Linked DNA regions of Homo sapiens: region 2 is linked to region 1. The links are chromatin loops, found by intact Hi-C in ENCODE. Cell type or tissue: gastrocnemius medialis. All regions are shown on one strand. Each heading gives the region's core, and the rest is flanking DNA. Links, peaks and the distances in the headings are about the cores only.

Region 1 (10,218 bases), core at 823-8,822:
GAGCCAGATAATACATCACCCCTGGCAGAGGGGTACAGGATATGGTCTCCCATCGAACAGTGACCTAAGTAAAATAAATGTGCCTCTGAATTTCTGTAAAATTTAAATGTGCATATCTTTTGGTTTTGCATAATATAGAAAATTTTATATATTTAATAAAAAATTATTTTTGACTGGTAAAATTTTCAAACAATTTTTTTGACACCAAGATTTTGTCTTTTGACTTATAGCTTAATGGTAACTTCAGAATAATACTCTTCTTAGATCTCATGTTAGCTGACCTTTTCTTAAAAATAGATCAGAAGACCATCTCAATGTGCTAAATACTGTCCCTTGAATTAAAGTACACCAAAATAATAAATGTTGTGTAACTTTTATAGTTTATAGAGTTCTCCACATAATCCACACAGTGTGGGTTTGAGGTAATGTTGCCAGAGCATAAATGTGAAATCCATGGCTGTGAAAAGTTGTGAGATTTGCCTGAGGTTACAGTCATTGCAGGTGATCCCGGCCTCCTGTACACCTTACCTGGGTCTGCATGTCCCATGTGCTCCATACGCTGCCTCACTCCAGCGAACATTCCGCGATGGCTCTGTATCCAAGAAGTAGGGTGTTGTACTTATGAATCAATGGAAGGACCAAGGCCCCTGTGCTTTCAGTGTGAGAGGAGCAGCCAAAACCACTGCAAAGAGGGGTTGGAAATCTGATCTCCCATGAGAGCTGAGGAAAAAAATTGCTTCTGGAAAGGGATGAAAGGTTTTAATATAACTCATTATCTGTTTTCTTTGGATGAACTTTCTGCTATTAGTCAACGTGATTTGGGCTTGGATACCACATTAGAACCGGTAACAGAAAATATTGATCCTACAACTTGTGAGAAGCCTGAAATGGGTATGAGTTTATCTCAACACTTCCATAAATGGCAACTTGCATTCCAGTTATTTGAAACTTTCTTTATTATTATTATTTGAAAGGGATCCAGCTAAAACATAATTTGTTTGGATTCTTGGGTCAACGATTTTACTTCTACTGGCAAAAAATATACTACATAAAATGGCTATGTATATTTTTCTTAACTTTCCTTTCCTTTTTGGTCACTTAGCCAGAGTGAGGTCCTGGAGAATATTCTGCACATGCTTTAGTGTGGGGAAAATGAGTGTATGTGTGAGAGACAGAGCAAGTAAAGGGAGCTGGCTGCATCTCAATGTGTTAGATAACGATGAGCTTGGCTTGTTAAATAGACCAAACCTGTGAGGAACAGCTCTGAAAGTGTTTGGCTAGGGTTTGCTCTCACAGCGCTTAGTAACACTAATAGTGCTAATAACACTTAATAGCACTTCGTAATACTGCTTAATAAGTGTGATGTAGTGATGTGTGTATCAACTAGTAAGTGTTGGAAGATGACTTCCTGGAGATAGTGGTCGAGACCATGGCAGCACCCAGACTCCTTGTCCTCCAGAGTGGTTGTCATGGAAAGTGCCACAAGGCTGCAGTACACTGCTAGGTGGGTCTAACCTCTGGTCAGGCCAGGGTAGTGCCACTTTTGTTGGGGACAATGACCAAAGTTGTGTTGCTGCCAATAATAAAGATAGACATTTTTAGAGCAGATGAACAGGACAAGAAAAGATGATGGACAGTTCCTAGGTTCTCTATGGTTACAATGAAAGCAGTTTTGTATAGAGTTGAAATGTCCATGGGTATACAAAAAAATTTACTAAGTGTTGTCAACGAGTGAAAGCACTAATTATAACAACTTGGGAAATAAAATACCAGTGTTAGAAGTCTTATCATATGACAATTGTAGTAATTTTAAAGAGAATTAACAGGTTTTGGGGCTTGAGGGTTACAGAAAATATTCAGGGCTGAATCCAATAATTGGGTTGCAGGTGTTAGTGCTGAAAACCTTAAAAATGTTCATAAACTTGATTGAGCAGTTGCTTCTGGGAATTAATCCTAAATAAATAATGAAGAATACATGCAAACAACTACAAGAATTGTCTTTGAAACTTGTTTATATTAGTTAAAAATTGGAACAACGAAATGTTGAAAACCAGAGATTTGTTAAATAGGTTATGATATAATAGAATCTCATTTAGTCATTAAATATGATGAGATAGAAATATGCCTAGCTGGGTGTGATGGCTCTCGCCTATAATCCCAGCACTTTGAGAGGCTGAGGTGGGTGGATTATTTGAGCCTAGGAGTTCAAGACTAGCCTGGGCAGCATGGCAAAACCCTGTCTCTACAAAAAATGCAAAAATTAGCTGGATGTGGTGGTGTGCATCTGTGGTCCCAGCTACTCGGGAGGTGAGGTAGGAGGATCATTTGAACCTGGGAGGCAGAGAGTAGTGAGCCGAGATCCCACCATTGCACTCCAACTTGGGCAACAGAGCAAAACCCTTTCAAAAAAAAAAAAAGGCTTAGTATCTGGGGTGACAAGAAATCTGTACCACAAATTCCTGAGACATGATTTTACCTGCATAACAAACCTGCACATGTATTCCTGAACCTAAAATAAAAGTTGAAAGAATAATAAGGAGAAATATGCCTGCTTACATGTTACATACATATGCCTTATAAATAACTTTGAGATATTTCAAACTCACCAAAAACTTGAAGGAATGGTGCAGTGAATATGTGTTAACAACATGTCTCTGTGGATAGGTTCTTCTTTTTGGCCCAGCCTTCTGAAAGTAGTGTACCAATGTCATGAAATTTCACCTCTTAATACTTCATTTGGCACTCCTTTCAAGAGTAAGAGTATTCTCTCTCACAACACCATTACCACACCTAAGAAAATAATCATGGATTCAATAAGATCATTTGCAAACATACTTAAATTGTCCTAAAATATTCCTTATAGCTTTTTTTTTCTGATTCAAATTCCAATGAAATTTTACTCATGACGTTAACTATTATATATCCTTAGTAGCTCTCAATCTTTGAAAACTGTCTCCTCTATTCTTTGATGACTTCAAATCCTTTGGGAAGTCCAGGATAACCATTATGCAGAATGCCCAACATCTTGGATTAGCTTGTTTCATCATGATTAGAATTGGTTAAACATTTTAGGCAAGAACACTTAATAGGCGATGTGCATACTTCTCACTACATTGCATCAGGAAGCATATAGTATCAGGCCACCAAATTACTGGCAAAGTCAAGCTTCGCTGGCTGGAGGATAACAGATGCTTTTATTATAAAGGCACATTTTCCCCTTTATAATTAAAAATAGGTGATATTTTGCAATGTAGATGTACATTTTTCAACATAGAAAATTATGTTCTATTAAGTATAGATAGAAAATTACAAATTGTAGGCAGCTTAATTTTGTTAAAATGATATATATATACATACACACAGGGCAAGGTTTGGAAGAATATATATCCCAAATCATTTACAGTGGTTATGTCAAGATAGTGTGATTATATGTGAGTTTAATTTTGTCTTTTTTATTTGATTATTTTCCTTCTTTTTATGATGACTCTACATAATTTACATTATTTTCAAAGTGAATAGAATGAATTGGCTGTGGCTGATGTGTTATACTCTATTTTAGATAAGTGAATATGGTATATTTGTTTTCATTGTGTCCCTTCCCTGCTTTGGTGACACTAACGTTGAAGAGGTTGTCTGCAGGGCTGAAGTTATTCTCATTTTAATGCCAGGTCCTACTGGGCATATTTCTCTAGGAGAAAACAGTTACATTAATTCAAGGGTGGAATTCTCACACTGGTCTTCTCTCCAGAATTTTCAACACATTTATTTTAATAAGTGCAGTGTAAAAGTGACACAATTTAAAATAAAGTCATCACAGAATTTAAAGCACTTGTTTGCTTCTTGCTCCAGGATGTGTAAAAAATGTCTTAATTCTGAGCAGCATTTTTGCATTTTGCCTCCAAAAGTGAATATATTATGATTATGACCTACAGTGACTTGACCTCTTTGCAGATGTCTTCTGGTAATTTCAGTAAAGGAAGTAAACTTTATTCAGCACAGTCACAGATCTCTTGAGTCAAGGAGATGGGAACTTAGGCTCATCTTGTCTGCTGACACCTAAATGTATGCCAGGTAGTAGGGCAACCAAAGACCAGAGGCATAGTATCTGGGACAAGGCTAGGAAACCATGTTGGCTAAATGACAGAGTTGAAGACGGCCAGATCACAGCCTCTGGCTGCCTTTGTTATGGATACCAGCCTGTTGTTGCTGGAAGCAAAGGCTGCCACAGGCTTTCAGTGGAAGCTGACCAGGCAGGAGGAAATAATGTTGGGTTCTCTCCTTGGGGAAAGCTTCGTTTCATCACTCGGAAGGCAGACAAGCTGGTGCAAAAGGAAACCCACACCTAGTAACTGATACACAGCAGTGACGTCCTGCTGGGAGATCTGAAGAACAGGGCAAGATGGAATTTTGCATTCCATTAACTGTAAGCAGGACGTGAGGGATTAAAGGGGACTTGGAGTGCGCAGCACAAAGCTAAAAATTATTTACTAGCCTGAAGAACTTAAGACAGTATCATTAGTATGTATTTGTAAGAGTAAACCCTCTGATATATTTCTGGAAAATATAATAAGGCTGGCTCCAGGCAAAACTGGTGAATGGGTGGTGTAATTTTATGATACGCTACTTCTATTTCAATACTTATCTGTACCAACCCTGGCATCCCATTTTCTTACTGCTATATTCTTTTCCACTGAAGAATCTGCTCTCAATTTTATACCTTTGAATTCAGGTAGTAAACTTGCCCTTGTAATCCTTGGAACTGAAATAACTCTAAACTAAGCATCAGAAGACTGGGCTCAAGTTTCAATTCCTTCACATACTGGTTACATGAACTTGATCGGACCTGTTAACTTCTCCGAGCCTCAGTTTTATCATCTGTAGATGGGAATCATAAACTGATATGTAACTTAGGTCTCCCTGTATAGAGAGAAGAGAAGAAGATGGGAACTAATGCTTGTTGAACGTCTCCCACATGCCAGGCTCTGTGCTGAAATAACTTGTGCAGCAGTGGTCTCTGTTTGAGCCCAGGCTACAGTCACCATTTGGAGTCTGGAATGTCCATGCATGTCTGGTGCCCTGGCAAGATGGACCTTCCAGCGTTTGAGGGAACTAAGAAGCATCCTTGAAGAGAAGTTATCTCAAAGGAAGAACAAATTCAACAGACAAGCTTAGTTCTATAATACCTTATTAGCAGGGAAGAGTTTCTGAGTAAAGCATAGTGTTTGTCACTTACAACATTCATGAGTCCAGACTCTCATGGATTTACATCTGAAGCCTATGAATAAATGGAGCTATAAATGAAAAAAAAAAAAACCTCGTAAAAACAAAGCTTTATAAGAAACCAGGGAGCAAACAGCACTGCTTTCACACCTTTGTGGAAAAACATAATGCTAGAGGAAGAGTTGCATTCCCTCTGTGGTAGTTTATATACAAGATGGCTACCATCAATTCTTTCTATTCTTACATGTCATTCCCCAGCCAAGAAGTGGAATCTATTTCTCCAATTCCTTTGAAACTGGACTGACTTTAGTGACTTGTTTGACTACTGGAACTAAATAGAAGTAATTTTCAGGGATTTCTGAGCCTTACTCATAAGAAGCCTCGAAGCTTCCATTTGAGTCTCTTGGGATGATTTTTTCTCTGAATTCTAAGTACCATGTAAGAAGTCCAACTACTCAAGATCATCATTCATGAAAAGTCCAAACCATATGGATAGGCCCTGGAGGCTGAGACAGCATGTGGAGAGAGAGATAGGCCAAGGAGCACTGAAGCATCAGACATTTTAACAGCCAATAATGACAGAAGAAGAGTCTCAATTCCCAGCTGCCCAACGGGGATGGCACTGGGATCAGAGATGAGCCACCAAGCCCAGCTCTCCTCACAAAGAGTAATAAACAAAACATTACAGTCATGTAAAGTCACTAAGTGGCTTTAAAAAGAAGAGAAGACCACATGTGTGCAAGTCCTGCAAGTGTTCTAAAAATCGTGTCTGAGAGCTATTTTGTAAAATAAAACAAATTTCAAAGGTTATTTCTGCGAAATAATAGAAAAATTTTATGGATGGAAATGAGGGGATGGTTAAGGTTGGTCACTCATGGGAGAGAACAAGCAGACCGTTGTTTAGTTGGCTATGAACATTTTAACCATGACCTGCCTTCTGGTCATGCTTGGGCTCCCATAGGAAGAAATTTCAAATTAAGTCATGGGGCAGATGGTATCTCGGAGGCCTGTGGATGAGCTTTCATAGATTCCCTCAGTCGGAGTTCAAATCAAGAAGGCTTTGAGAGAACCTGCTCCTTCATGTCCAGAATTGGCCCTGGCATCCCAAGTTATATTGGACTGGGTTATGTTGAAATGGCTTCAGGGTATGGACACAAAGAATCTCTGGGGCAACAGACAAAGTCAATATATACCTATGAATTATGTTATTTGTTCAGAATAAATGCTTCTTTACTATGTTGATGACCCAGCTGGGACGTCTCCTTATGAGAGAGTTAAAATGAAAACAAAAACCAGGTGGAAATGATTGAGTACAAAGAGAGAGATCAGGTCCTTTTGGCCAAAAACCTGGCCCCTGTGTGAAAGACCCAGGATACTACATCAGACATTCTGTGGCCAGTGAGCTAGACATGGTCATGCAAGGCCACCACCACCCCGTTAAGGGTGTTAGAACTCATTGAGTGGCAGTACACAGTCTATGCTAGTCATCCTGCGCTTTGGCAGGGGGTGAGGTTCTGTCGTTCGAGAGAGGCACTCTTGGCAAACTGTGTTCCTGTTTGAGGATTGAACAATTAACAAAGCGATAATTCTCCTTCAGTGTTGGAAGTACAAGGGAGTCAATGTACTGACGCTGAGTTGAAGCAGACGTGTCGGTAGATAGAGTGATACATTTATTCCAGGAGCCATGAAGAGGTTATCATGGCTCTACTATATTACAGGTTTACATCAGGTACTTTTTCAAGGAAACTTTCTCCCGCTAGTTGGTTCAGGTGTGGAGATATACAAGTCCTGAAGCAGGAGATCTTTGGGTCAGTGGATTCAAGAAGGTAATTATTCACTGAGGTGCATTTCTTACACTTGGTCATGCCTTACCCTTGGGCATTGTATGTGTTGAATCATTTTCTTTTTATTAGCCATGAAAATAATCACTCTGTGTTGGGCTGTCATTGTGTTCTATTTTTCTGGCATTTTAATTTTTTAAAAATTGCCTTTCGCTAACTTGAAAACAATGTGTTTTCAGGCTCCAGGTTGTCTGCTCACTAGTGAGTGGGGTCTTGGGTCAGGTCATTCAGATTCCCACAGGATTCATTACTCACCTACATTGTGGTCTGCCAATGCACACCATATACCAATTGCAAGTAACTATATAGCAGGCTTTTGTCTCTAATAAAGGAGCAGGAAATCAGAGGCAACAACTACTTCCTGACAAATTCAGTTCTCTCTCTTTCACTGAGTAGATGTTCTTTTGATTACTTAAACATAGAGGGGAAAAACAAGTTCCAACCTCTGTGGGCAAGCTTTGGCTAGAACGCCATCCAAACCCTGCGGGGCCGCTCGTGAGGCCTTGTTTTTCTCCGAGTCTATTGCTGTGTAATAGAAACCTTCTATAGGAAATTAATGATTAAATATATTCATTCTCAGAATATGCAGGGAATTTTGTTTAAAATCGTTTCATAAAATGAGGGGCAAACTGGGTCTTCCCTTTATTGCTAATATCCCTGAGATCAGTACTTGGACCTAGGGCAAACTTGACCGCACGCCTATACCATTGTCTGAATTGAGGGTTTTGCCTCTGTGAGGTTTGCATCCATATAGATGGAAGGTATGTCTGGTCAGGTCTACATACCTGGTGAAAATGAAAAGGTTGCATACATTCTCCTCCCACCTGCTCTGGAGATTTGGGACTAGAAAGGCAGATTAAAAAATTTGCACTGGTATGTAGTGAGACCAAGCCTTCATATAATAGGGAGATAGTCAGCTATGTAGCTGTGTCAATATTGCTGGGCTTGGGTAGAGGAGAAATACAGAAAATAAAACGTTCAGATTTACACATACTTGGAAGAGGAGATCAAAGAGCTGCATCTCAGATGAATGTTACTGTTTGGTTTATGTGCAGAACTTTCTTGGCACTTTGAGGTTACTTCTGCAAAAATGCAAGTAAAGAAAATAAGAAACCAGCAACTCAGGAGAGATGCAGGAGCATGTTCAAGGGATCTGCATCAATTGGCAGAGAGTCTGGCAGGTGAAGATATTTACTCGAACTTCTCGTAACTGAGATCTCTTATCCTGGCGTGTTCTGAGCAAATTTGAGGGAGGATAAAAATTATCCTTTGGAAGGAAAGTATGAAAGGGAGATGGAAGATAAAGAAGGACAAGAAAGGGAAAAGGATGCTATATTAAAACTTCTTATTCCAGACCCAGAAGCAAAAGGTATGTAGTAATTATATCCAAATCCATCTATCCATCCATCCTTTTTGACATATGTTCATGCAGAAAAGAGAATAAGAGACCTAGGCTTGCTACTACATACCATTCTTTGAAAGTGGTTTGCCTCAATTTGATGCCTCCCAGATGGATCCGTTAATTTTTTTTCTTTTTTTGTAGAGATACAGTCTCACCATGTTGGTCAGGCTGGTCTTGAACTCCTGGGCTCAAGCCATCCTCTCCTCTTGGCCTCCAAAATTGCTGGGATTACAGGTGTGAGCCACCATGCCTGGCCTTCAGATAGGTGCTTTTAAAAGTTCTGTGTGGCCTCTTCACAATGTAACATTTGAGTTGTTAGGTGGGGGCGGAGTGCAGGGTATTCAGTCTGAGAGCCAATCTTTATAACCAATACTCTTTTGTTGTGGTGAAGCTATGAAGAGAAGCAATGAGTCAGATGGTGAAAGGATCCAGCTTTCCCTTCTACTTTAATACCTGGACTGGGGACACATTTGGTAAAGCCCAGTGGAGAAAGGTATCCCTGTCAAAGTTGTATCCATTGTATGGATGAATAGAGAGTTTTTGTCTCTTAGGATGTCAGTCCAGCACCAACCATCAGAATTAAGTTCACTCAAAAATTTAAAGCAAAGCACCCCCTGCAACTTTTCCTACATCCCTGCAGGATTATATTACTATAATCAAAGAGAATCCAGAAAGAAACGGCCTTGCAGGTTATCTGGTTCATCCTCTGTTTGCAGGTTTCCTCCTTCAGCAGAGCCACTACTGTTTGGCTCTGTCCGGTTTCCAGTGTCCTGAGTGAGGGAGCTTCCCGCCTTTCCCTTGGGAGGCCATTCTCAAATCCAGCAGTTCTCACTGCCAGGAAGTCTCTGATAGGCATCTAGAATTTTCCCTTCTTCAGCTGTATCTCATTATACCCTCTCTCCCCTCTCTGGCTGCATGCTGTTTCCCGCCTTGGCCTTCGTGGGCTACACTATATGAAAACTCCTTTCAGGTCATTCGTTTTCCTTTACACATCCTGCTTTCAGTTCTGAAGATGGCAGAGGTTCCTTTTTGAGACTCCCTCTACCATATTTTGTTTGCCTCTTTCTGCATATGTGAGCACAGAATGTACTGTCTCATCTTCAACATAAAGTTGGGTGTTACTAACAACTTGTTTTTGTAGCTTTTGTCATTCTTTTTTCCTCCACAGAAACTAATTATAATCTGACTATGAAGCTTTAGTGTGTTTTCCCAATAGGTTTACTCTTCACAGGGTAACTTTGTGTTAACTTTGAGGATTACAAATCAGCCTGTGCAAAAATGGGAGGAAGAGAAATTTAGTCAAGAATGACACATGCTCTGAAGCAACAAGATGAAAAATCAACTTCAGAGGAAAGGCTTGCAGAATTGTCTGCAGTGTGGCTTTATCAGGTTGTGTGTTGTTAGGGATCTTGAAATAAATGTCCTTTCTATTGTGCATGATGGACTCAGGAGCTGGACTCGGGGGTGGACTTTGGTGCACATCATAGGCTTTGTGGTCATTGTGGACCTAGGGCAACCCAAGGATAACTCCAGATTCCAGAGTGTTTCCAGGTTATCCCAGCTGGACTCTCTAATTGGGAGGCTTCTATACGCTACATCTGATGTGAAGGGAAATCCCCTTTCATCTGAATATCAGGAGACAAGGCAATTGTGGCAATGTTCTTAGTAAAAGTCTAGGCTCTGGAGATAGACTATTCAAACCCTGGCTCTGTAAATTTTGTAGGAATTAAGGCAAGTGGATTAATCTTTCTTCTG
Region 2 (10,218 bases), core at 1,263-9,262, 72 kb before region 1:
TTTCCGTGAGGGCTGCACGTTTTTCTGAATTCAAATGCCTGCAGGTGCAACTCATGTTTGCCACACGGGCAATTAGCGGGCGCGTCCAAACGCCTGAGGCAAAACCTGAGATCATCACTGAAAAAAAAAAATCTAACAGTTCTTTGCCACTATACTAGTGTATTTAATTATGATTGCGAAAAATTGCAGAGGGAAACGATTTGCTGGCAATTAAGTAGCAACTGGTTAAAGTTTTTTTTCAATTTGTCTTTGAAGACAACTGCTGTACTATGTATAAAGAAGAGTATAGCAGGGAAGTTCGAAAGCACACACGGAATTTTAAATCTGTTAAAAATATTTTTTAAGCAAAGAAGGTGGTATTTTAAAAGCATTTAAAACAGCGCCTGGTATATAGTAAGCGCCATAGAAGTCTGTTAAGAATGCATAGGGCAAGAGAGCTCAGGGTTTTGAACGCTATCAAAATAATATGCTTATTTATCTGCAAAACACAATAGCAATTAGGCAGCACGAGATTTCCCCATTAGGTCGTTTATTCTCCTCAGCTGTTTATTCCATTTGCCTGTCCCTTGGTTGAGCGCCTTGTCTGTCTATAACCGAAAGTGCGTTTCGGGTCAGAGAGACAGAAACAGACACAGGAAACCCTTTAAAGCGCCCCCGCCGACTTAAATACGGTAGTGGATTGGAGGTGGGGAGGTGTAGGGGAGGCGTTATGTGGAGAGAAAGAAAAGAGAAAGAATGAGGGAACGGCGGGATTTCAAGCCTCCCCGCCCTTCTGCGACAACCTTTTCAGCGAAAGGGAAGGCTTAGGAAGAAAAGATGTCCGCGCGTAGAGCAAACCGCAGTTCTTTCCTTTCTTTTTGAAGGATTTGTACCATGAGTTAATTACACCAAAAGATACGAGGGACTTTATTAGAAAGGAGATGCCGTTAGGAAAGAAAGGCCAGGACGGCCGATCTAAAGGGAATGGAGAAGGGAAGACTCAGACGCCCTCCCGAAATTGGTGGTCTAGCCTGTGTTTTGTGCTAAATGTTATTTAACTTAATGGCGTGGGAGTGAGATGTTGAATGCAGAGATCTGGAAATACCAGATTTAGTGGTCCTGTTCCTCCTCCCCGACTCTTTTCACACCCATTTAATAAAAAGTTACAGTTTTTACACCCGTATTGATAAATTTGGCGATGTTGGCCAAGTATTATCTCGCCCCGCAGATTTTGAATTTTGTTGCACAAACCGATGAAATGATTGCTTTGCTATAATTGTAAAACTTTTTTGGAACGAACCTGGATTTTTTTTATGCCTCTTCATCTACTTTTTGCTTCATTAGAGCCCTCTGGTTTTCCAAGATCGACTGTCACACTTTGTTATTTGTTGCTTCTCTAAATCCTTTGAGATGCTGCTCGCAGCTACGTAAAAAACGTTGGCCACTCAGGTATTTGATGGGCTTAGAAAGTCACCAAGATGTGACACCATTTAAAAGTTTTAGCTTGGTTTCTCAGTGAAATAAGGGCATCTCTGTTAATTAGAAAACTTTGTGTTAGTCTGAGATGCCTAAGAGCATAGTCCAAATTGAAAATTCCAATATTTTGCCACATCTGAAATATAATTATTTACACAGCCTTCTCTTTCAAAGGGAGGACAAACAGGTTGCCTTGAGAAGAGCTATTCTATTTGCAATTGCTGGGGCAGGTGACAAACACGTGTGTATCTGTGGGCAGCCTTGTTGGGCTGCCTTCCCTGACTACAAGGCTTTTGTGAGCTGGTAACGCCTTAAAATGTGTGAGAATGCTGCGCCCTAGGAGTGGAGGCCAAGGGCAAGATCCTTGTACATTTCAATACCTTTTCCAACATCAGGCTGGCAGCAGGCAGGCCAACCTAGGGTCACTGTGTGACACATATTTGCAAGCCAGTAAAGCAAAACAAAGCTGAAAGCAAGTGCAAATTTAGGCCCACCAACCTTGAAGTCATCCCTGAAAGGGAGCTGCTTTACTAGTTAATTTTTCTTGCCCAGTCAGCCACACAAAATGCATTGTATTTCTTGGCTTGCCCCAGTAATTGCGACTTACTTGTTACAGCAGAAGCTTCAAGGTAGGAAATCTATGACCCAAAGCTCTCTCTCGAAAGTTAGAATGTTTAAACTGATCTTTAAAACTGTTGTTGAGGGGCAATTTATTTAAAAGCTTTTATTTTATGGTGTTGTTAGTGCTTAGCATGCCTCAGGATAAAGACTAGTTTTATTGCAGGACCCTTGAGAAGAGGGGTGTATAGCAAGTAACCAGTTTTCCGTGTGCCAGTAAGCAACAGTGAGAACACTCAGTGTATTAGCTTAACTTTTTGTGGGAGTTAAATTGATGTTGGCAGGCTTTGCCTTTAAGGAAGTTCTTTTAAATTTCCATTTTCTTGAAGTTGGTTTGATTGGCAGATTTCCCCCCTCTCTTAAGGATACAATGAAACATATTCACTTCTCTTATGAAAATATTCTTTTAATAAACTACATTCCCATCCCCTAGAAAAATGCCCAGCACACAGTAGGGGTACAATAAATGGTTTCAGATTAATTTCTTGTTAAAATTAATGAACTCTCTGCTTCTTTACTTGTATATGTAGAATTTACACTCATTGGAATAATAAAATAGAAGTAAGCAACCGTGCATTAAAAAGCTATGAAAAGATGAAGAGAATATGCCTTCAAATGGGAAGGAATACTTAACTGTGAATAAGACCTAGTTCAACATGGAACTTCCTGGTGGCCAAGTCAGAAGAGAAGCACAGTGAGTTTTCTAACTTTCATAATGAGAAAAGAGAAAGCACACTGTTTTTCAAAAAAGAAAGTTATTACCCAGTCACTGAATTCTAAAAGAACTTCATGCTTGCCTTGTTCATGGACTTCAAATAATTTAATTATTTAAAATAATTATTTTGTCTAAAATTCTCATGTGTCTCTGTTAATTATAACATGAATAATAGCATTTACATTATGCATAAATGAAGACAATAGTATATCTTCTAATAGCTGTATAAACCATCTACTAAGCTGTCAAGATTAATTGACATTAATAAAACCACTGTCTCACAGAGTTCCAAAAATATGGATTCTCTGTAAGAAAGTTTCTTCTTTCAGTGTCAGAAGAAAAAATTAAAGATTCCTGGATCTGCTTGTTTGGCATTATTTGATAAAAGTGAAAGAAAAGAAGAGGCTCTACAGGTTTCTGAAATATCAAATGCTGTGGAAATATTTAAGGCTAAATGTCTTTTCCACTAGACTACAAATAACAGCTATATTTTCTCAACACTTTTATTGAAATATTTTTATTAGATGTGTGCACATTTTTGCCCTTATCTGATTATTTTAAAATTGGCAGGTGACTTTCTGGGGAAAAAACCTTCATAGACTGGAAATAAGGAATTGCTAATTTTAGATTTACTGTGGAAAAAAATACAGGCTATTTTTAGACCTCCATATTTTACAAACTTATTGAAATATATACTTTACAAGAAACAGAAACATAGCAGTTTTTTTCCCTAGACGGGACTGGATTGATTCTACTAGAGAAGAATTTGACTACATTTTTCTGGATTTAGCCTTCAAAATAATTTAATAATATATTAGTATATTGAGAATATTGGACTGAAAATTTTTAGAGACCGATTTTGGTTTTGAATAGTAGCTCCTTACATTTCTGGGACATGAATACTTCAAAGAAACGAATAGTTTCTTGAGGAATTGCAGTATTCATTAGGGCAACACAATCTCTTTGGAAACCAAATGTCATGCTGCTTAGCAGAGAACAACCATGCTCAACTGCACAGTGGAGAAGGGCAGTGTACTGTGCCTTGAATATGGAAGAAAGGGACACTGTACATTTCCACAGCACTTTTAATCTGAGAATCCTAGGTCATTATTGAATCATGTATCAAAACTCACAGCGCTGCAGGATTTACTTGTCAAGGCTGGCTAGCAGGATTTTGCTAGAATAACAGTTGTAATGGGAACATTAATAAAGCCTGAAAATAGAAGACAAAATATGAATAGAAAATAGAAGACAAATATAAATGATGTATGTGGGTATATACTTGTCTGTCTGTCTATAGATGTAAAAGGCAGAAAATAATGAACGGTTTTATAATTAACATGACTTGTTAGTATATGAAGGACTAGGGTAATATCTGTCAGAAGACAGTAGTTCAAGTCAGAGAGGAAAATGCTGCATTTTGTAATTAAACCACCATTTGCAAAACAGAGTTTATATATTATATGTATTTGCATATTTTCTCTATTTTTGAAAATTGCATTCACTTTATTTCAGTTTATTTTATGTTTTGTCGATTCTATTGTCTGTGTTTTAAATAACTTTCTTTATGCAGTTTTTAAAATGTAGACCTTTAGAAAAACAGACTAGTATTTTAAACCTCTTGGTGTGATGGAAATAAAATTTTTATACTAAAGGGTTGGGAGAATGATTTTCTCTGATGTTCAGGTAGTACACCTGAAAAATCATGTCCTCTTTGCATGGACCCATGAAATATTGCTAAATTAGATAGTATACTTGTGAACATAGATTCTAGTTGAGATGAAAAAGGCTCAATTCAAATTTTAACGTTTTAATCATAAATTTATTTCTGTGCAATGTGAATTGGAAAAAGAATGTCCATTCTTTAATTTGATAATGAACACTTTGTTGTTATTCAAAAATGTAGTTTGAGAACTAATAGGAACATCATAGTGGGGACTACTTAAACAGAACTGTGGGAGAAATGATCAGAAAATGAAACCAAAGAGCTATGGACAGAGATAACTGACAAACTGTTAGTGTGTGCACTTGAAAGTGATAAGACTAATTTTCATTAATCATGGCTTGATTTTTCAGACTGTACCTCTCTTCATTCATTCATTCTCATTTCCATGCCACTAAAATATTGAACACCTACCTACGTTGAGCAATACTGTCTGCTAAGTAGTGTGGTGGTACCTGGTGAGCAAGATTTAATTCCTGCTCAGGAAATAGCAGGGAAAATAATACGGGAGTCTAAACAAACAACTGTTAGACAAGATAAGATGTGTTCAAGGCCAAAGTAAACAGCAGACTACATGCCATCGGCACAAAGAGAGAGAAGGTTCCTTTTTAAAGGAGAGTTCAGCAGTGATAGCTCCAAACTTTTTGTATAGAATTAGAGGCAGCAATCCTGTTGGAGGGCCGGGAGTGGCCCAAGGATTTTTGTTGCCAAACTCCATTTATATAACAAACACACTATTTTTACTTAGATATTACATTTATTGGAATATCTTTCTATTGTTCTTAAACTTTATAGGTATCTAACATCTAATCTGTTCTTTGGTGCAATTATGGGGTTAAGGGGAAAAGTGGCCTTGAGCAGGGCCTTGAAGGATATACCAAATAGCTACAATTGTAAGTAGACTTTCTTGGAGAGGGACCAGCATTTACAAAGAGACACAGAAGCTGAAGAGTGCATGTGATTCTTAGGGAAAGATGGATTATTCTTAGTTGGAATGAGGGGAATGGAAGGAAAGAGCAGGAGAGAGTTGTCTTGGGAAAATGAATTAGGCTATAGGCAAATCATGGAGGAGCTTGCGTTCTGAGCAGGGTATCTTCTTGAAGTTATTTGAGAGCCACCGGAGGTTTTTAAGAGAAGTGACAGGTTCACAGCTATTAATTCATTAGATATGCTTGTTCAATCTAGCCAAGTTTCTTTCTTTTTCTAGTTGTCACTAAATCAAATTGAAAACATTACAGTAACAGAAAAATTCCAGGACAATTTGCATTGGTAAATGGAATTTTTGATATTTTTTGTTTCTCAGTGCAAGCCATTTGGCCATTACAATAGCATTGTTAGGTAGGACTGTTGGCTCAGCACTTGGGAAGCTCATTGCTTTTAATTGGGTTGCTTGGGTTTATTTAATATGACCAAATTTATATGAAAAAAAAAAAAACATGTACACTGCCTACTTGGTGGAGTAGTCAAATAATTATGCCAGGACTTGCACATCAGCTTTTACAGATTTATTTTAAAATCCGCCATGTCATAATTAAAATCAGAACATGGTTATATTCTCAGTGATTAAGAGAACTTTCTAAAGTGAGATTTTCAGTTTCACTGACTTCAAAGTAACACATAGTACATTAACACTGCTGGGTATCTGGGACTTACTCAGATTAAATACTTTCAGTGAAAGATTGAGCCATGATTCTTTCCTGCTACTTTCTTATTGAAAGAACTAGGTTACTGTTATCTTTCTACAGGGTGCCATAAATAAATGTTTAAGGATTTTAAAACTCAGGGGTCATTTAACTATTTTTAGTCACATAAAGTTACGCCCTTCCCTGAAAGGCCTTGTTGAAATGGAGGTAACTTGCATTTAAATATTGAATATTCAATCAATAATTAAAGTGATGTTTAATAAGGAAATGCAAGACAGCCTTAAATGGTAATTTTAAGTACCCCTTTCATAGATGAGAAAAAATAAGATAAAAATAAGGCCTCTATTAGTCAATACAAGTTAATCAGGGAGCATTCTCGTTGAATTAGAGAGGGTATTTTGCAGCACTGAGAAATTCTTGTCAGAAATTACCTTACTTCCAGCTTTATCCATTGATCAACCATTTATTGAGCTCTTTAGGGAATTCAAACGCAATACAACATGCGATTATTGCCCTTGGGGGGATTTAATATCTAGCGAATACATTAATAATGATCATCATAGATCCCCTTTATCTAGTGCTTGCTATGTGTCTGACACTTTTTAAATCCACAAAGCACCACGTAGATTAATTTATTTAATCTTCACTAGAACAACCTAAGGTAGGTACAGTCATTACCTTTATTTTACTGGTGACGAATCAGACCCTGTGAAGGTAAGTAGTTCATTGGTATTAAAGGGTAGAGTCAGGTTCCACCAAGGGAATCTAACTATGAGCCAGTGCTCCTACCCATTACTGGATATTGCCTCCAAGAATAATAATGCATGTGACACAGACATAAACAGTGTAAACAGTCAGAAGCAACACATAGGTTAAGAAAAAATTGCTTCCCAATGGCCATTTATAAGTGTGGTGTTTAGCATGCCAAACATTTATTCACAGAAACTATGTGATATGTGGCAGTTAGTTTTTTGGGTCTATTCTCATAACGCTTAACTACTCCACAATAAACCCCAGGAAAATGCTACACATTGGGTAAAGTATATATTGCTCAGGTGACGTGACACCAAAATCTCAGAAATCACCACTGAAGAACTTATTCATGTGACCAAACACCATCTGTTCCCCAGAAACCTATGGAAATAATAAAGAAAGAAACGCGCTTTGGAATCAGATACCACGGGGGCCGGTCATATTCAGCTGTCACTAGCTGCATGACCTTGAGTGTGCTACTTTTTCTGAAATCTAGACCTCATCCAAGAGGTTAATGATACCTAACAATAGAGTAAAGCTCAAATAGAATAATGCTTTAAAACTAGTTTGACATATGGAAAGAGACAGATATAGCTGACCTTTTTTTTTTTTTTTTTTTGAGATGGAGTTTTGCCCTTGTTGCCCAAGCTGGAGTGCAATGTCATGATCTTGGGTCACTGCACCCTCCGCCTCCCAGGTTCAAGTGATTCTCCTGCCTCAGCCTCCCAAGTAGCTGGGATTACAGGCACATGCCACCACGCAGGGCTAATTTTGTATTTTTAGTAGAAACGGGGTTTCAACATGTTAGCCAGGCTGGTCTCGAATTCCTGACCTCAGGTGATCCGCCTGCCTTGGCCTCCCAAAGTGCTGGGATTACAGGTGTGAGCCACCATGCCTGGCGATATAGCTGATTAATCCTGACTCCCAAGAACAAAGGACAAAGTTGCCTATTATTTTTGGTTTCCTCATTAAAAGCATCTTTTATTGCTTTTCTATCATAATATCAATACATGTTAAATGCAGAAAAATTAGTAAATCATGTTAGCAGTAATAAGAACATTTAAATTGCCACTTAATTGATAACCAGAGACAGTTACTGTTAATATTTCATTGATTTTCCTTCCAGCTTTTATGATTTTTTTTCCTTTTCACAAAATATGAGATCATTTTGCCTCATACTGTTTTGTAATCTGCTTGGACATTTAATGAGATGGACATTCCATCTCATTAAATATTCTTTTATAACATAATTTTCTCCCCTGATAATATAGTAAATCTTGGTATGAATGTATCATACATTTACTTAACTAGTTGTTATTATTGGGCATTTAAATGGTTACATTTTTTCTATTGTGGACCGAAGAAATGTATTGTGCTGAAGAAATCTTACAGGTTAAAAAAGTATACATGTTTTAGATTATTTTAAGTCTAAATTATTAGAAATAGTCAGGTGACCAAATGGTGTTCATATTTTAAACACTTTTTGATATTTTCTGCCAAACTACCTTTCATAACAGTTGACTAACTTATATCTCTGCCAGCAAAGTGAGAGTACTCAGTTCTCTGAATTGTCATCAATACTCGATAGTTCGATAGTTGCCAGCCTGATAGGTGAAACAGGATCTATCATTTTAATTTTAGTTTTTTCTTACTATTAATGATGTTAGAGATTGTTTTCATAGTTTTTATTGGCTATTTATACTTTTTTGACTATTAGTATACTTAATGTTTCTGAAATAATTGTCTTGTTATTAGTGAGTTAAAGGTGGTCATTTTAAATCAAGGCACTTAATGTTTGCCTCATATATCACAAATTTACATATGTATTTATTTCAGTTTGCTCTTTAAAAAATCTTATTTATGAACTTTTTGATATGCAGGTGTTGAAATTTTTATATTCTAATTTATGAAGTTTATCTGTTTTTTTAAATTATACTTCAAGTTCTAGGGTACATATGCACAACGTGCAGGTTTGTTACATATGTATACATGTGGCATGTTGGTGTGCTGCACCCGTTAACTCGTCATTTACATTAGGTATATCTCCTAATGTTATCCACTCCCCCTCCCCCCACCCCCAAGTTTATCAGGTTTTAATATTTTTCCCCACTTAAAAAAACTTTAGAATTTACTTTGGTATATTTTGTGATATAAGAGTTATTTTTAGTCCATTAATTCAAGAAAACATTAACTGCATGTGTACAATGTACCAGGTATCATGCTTTTGCCTGGGGAATAATTGGTGCATGACACAGGCAGAATTCCTATCCTCATGAAGCAGCTGCTCCTTCAAATGGCTGGTTGTGTCATTATCAACTGTTGATGCCCATGCATGACTTTTTCACTGACTTAAATGTCTGCTTCATTACATACCAAATTCATGTGGAGAACTGGGTCTGCTTAAAGACCTACTATTTAATTCCATTCATTTGTTTCTCTGTATCTGTGTCAGCATCTGTTTGAATTATTGTAATTTTAAAACAATGTATTTTAATAGTAAGGCAAGGGCTATCTTCATTCCTCTTACTTTTAAAATTTTGCCTTGACTTGTCTCTTGCATTAGAAAATATTTTTATTGTGGTATAATATATATACATTTGCTATTTTGACCATTTTTTGAATGTACAATTCAATGGCATTAATTATACTCACAATATTCTACAACCACCACTACTATCTATTTCTAAGATTTTTTTGTCGCCCCCAAACAGAAACTCTGTACCCATTAAGCAGTAACTTCCCGTTATTCATTCTGTCAAGCCCCTGGTAACCTGTAGTCTACTTTCTGTCTCTCCCAATTTGCCAATTCTAGATATTTCACAGAAGTAGAACCATACGATATTTGTCCTTTTTTGGTCTGGCTTTTTTCATTTAGCATAATGTTTCCAAGATTCATCCATGCTGTAGCATGTATCAGAACTTCATTTATTTTTGTGGCTGAAAAATATTCCATTGTATATATATATACCACATTTTGTTAGTCTATTCCGCTGTTAAGGACATTCCTTGTATTTATACTTTTGGAACAACTTTAGAATAATTTTGTTGAAACTCTCCCAAATCCCCTAATTTCTTCTTAACATCCTTTCATGTCCGTTTCTATCTCTATTACAATCTAGTAATGCTACTCAGGTTTTTCATACTGAGTATTTTTATCCTGGCCCAAGCCAAGTCTTGTACCCGATCCCCGAACCTCTCCTCCTCTGAAGCTACCCCATGCTTCAAAATTATTGACTTCCACCTTCGTTCTTCTAGTAAAAATAGGCATTCCTTCAGTGCAATTGATCTCATAGAGGTATTGGGAAGAAACA

What was found. Peaks named below come from ENCODE experiments on the same cell type or tissue, not always from the same donor. Only the 100,000 strongest peaks of a DNase experiment are listed, where the experiment ranks them.
Region 2: it touches region 1 in a loop (5-fold over the local background); 13 of 110 quality-filtered maps call a loop at or near these places.

What each region holds. Positions count from the first base shown.
Region 1 is chr6:125,664,786-125,675,003 of GRCh38, reverse strand. All of the region lies in intron 2 of HEY2-AS1 (HEY2 antisense RNA 1), which reads left to right. LINC02523 (long intergenic non-protein coding RNA 2523) reads right to left here and starts at 651. Exons shown (of 4, transcript NR_038906.1): 1 at 529-651. RefSeq lists an enhancer at 3,840-4,550. In gastrocnemius medialis, for the core only: no CTCF peak of the experiment used is centred there; a DNase peak (open chromatin) is centred at 4,203; H3K4me3 peaks cover 935 bases; H3K27ac peaks cover 1,333 bases.
Region 2 is chr6:125,737,451-125,747,668 of GRCh38, reverse strand. The region is part of intron 1 of HEY2-AS1 (HEY2 antisense RNA 1); the gene reads left to right. Among named protein-coding and RNA genes, the nearest start is that of HEY2-AS1, 6.9 kb to the left of the region's middle. RefSeq lists an enhancer at 1,653-2,320. In gastrocnemius medialis, for the core only: no CTCF peak of the experiment used is centred there; a DNase peak (open chromatin) is centred at 1,708; H3K4me3 peaks cover 4,268 bases; H3K27ac peaks cover 4,937 bases.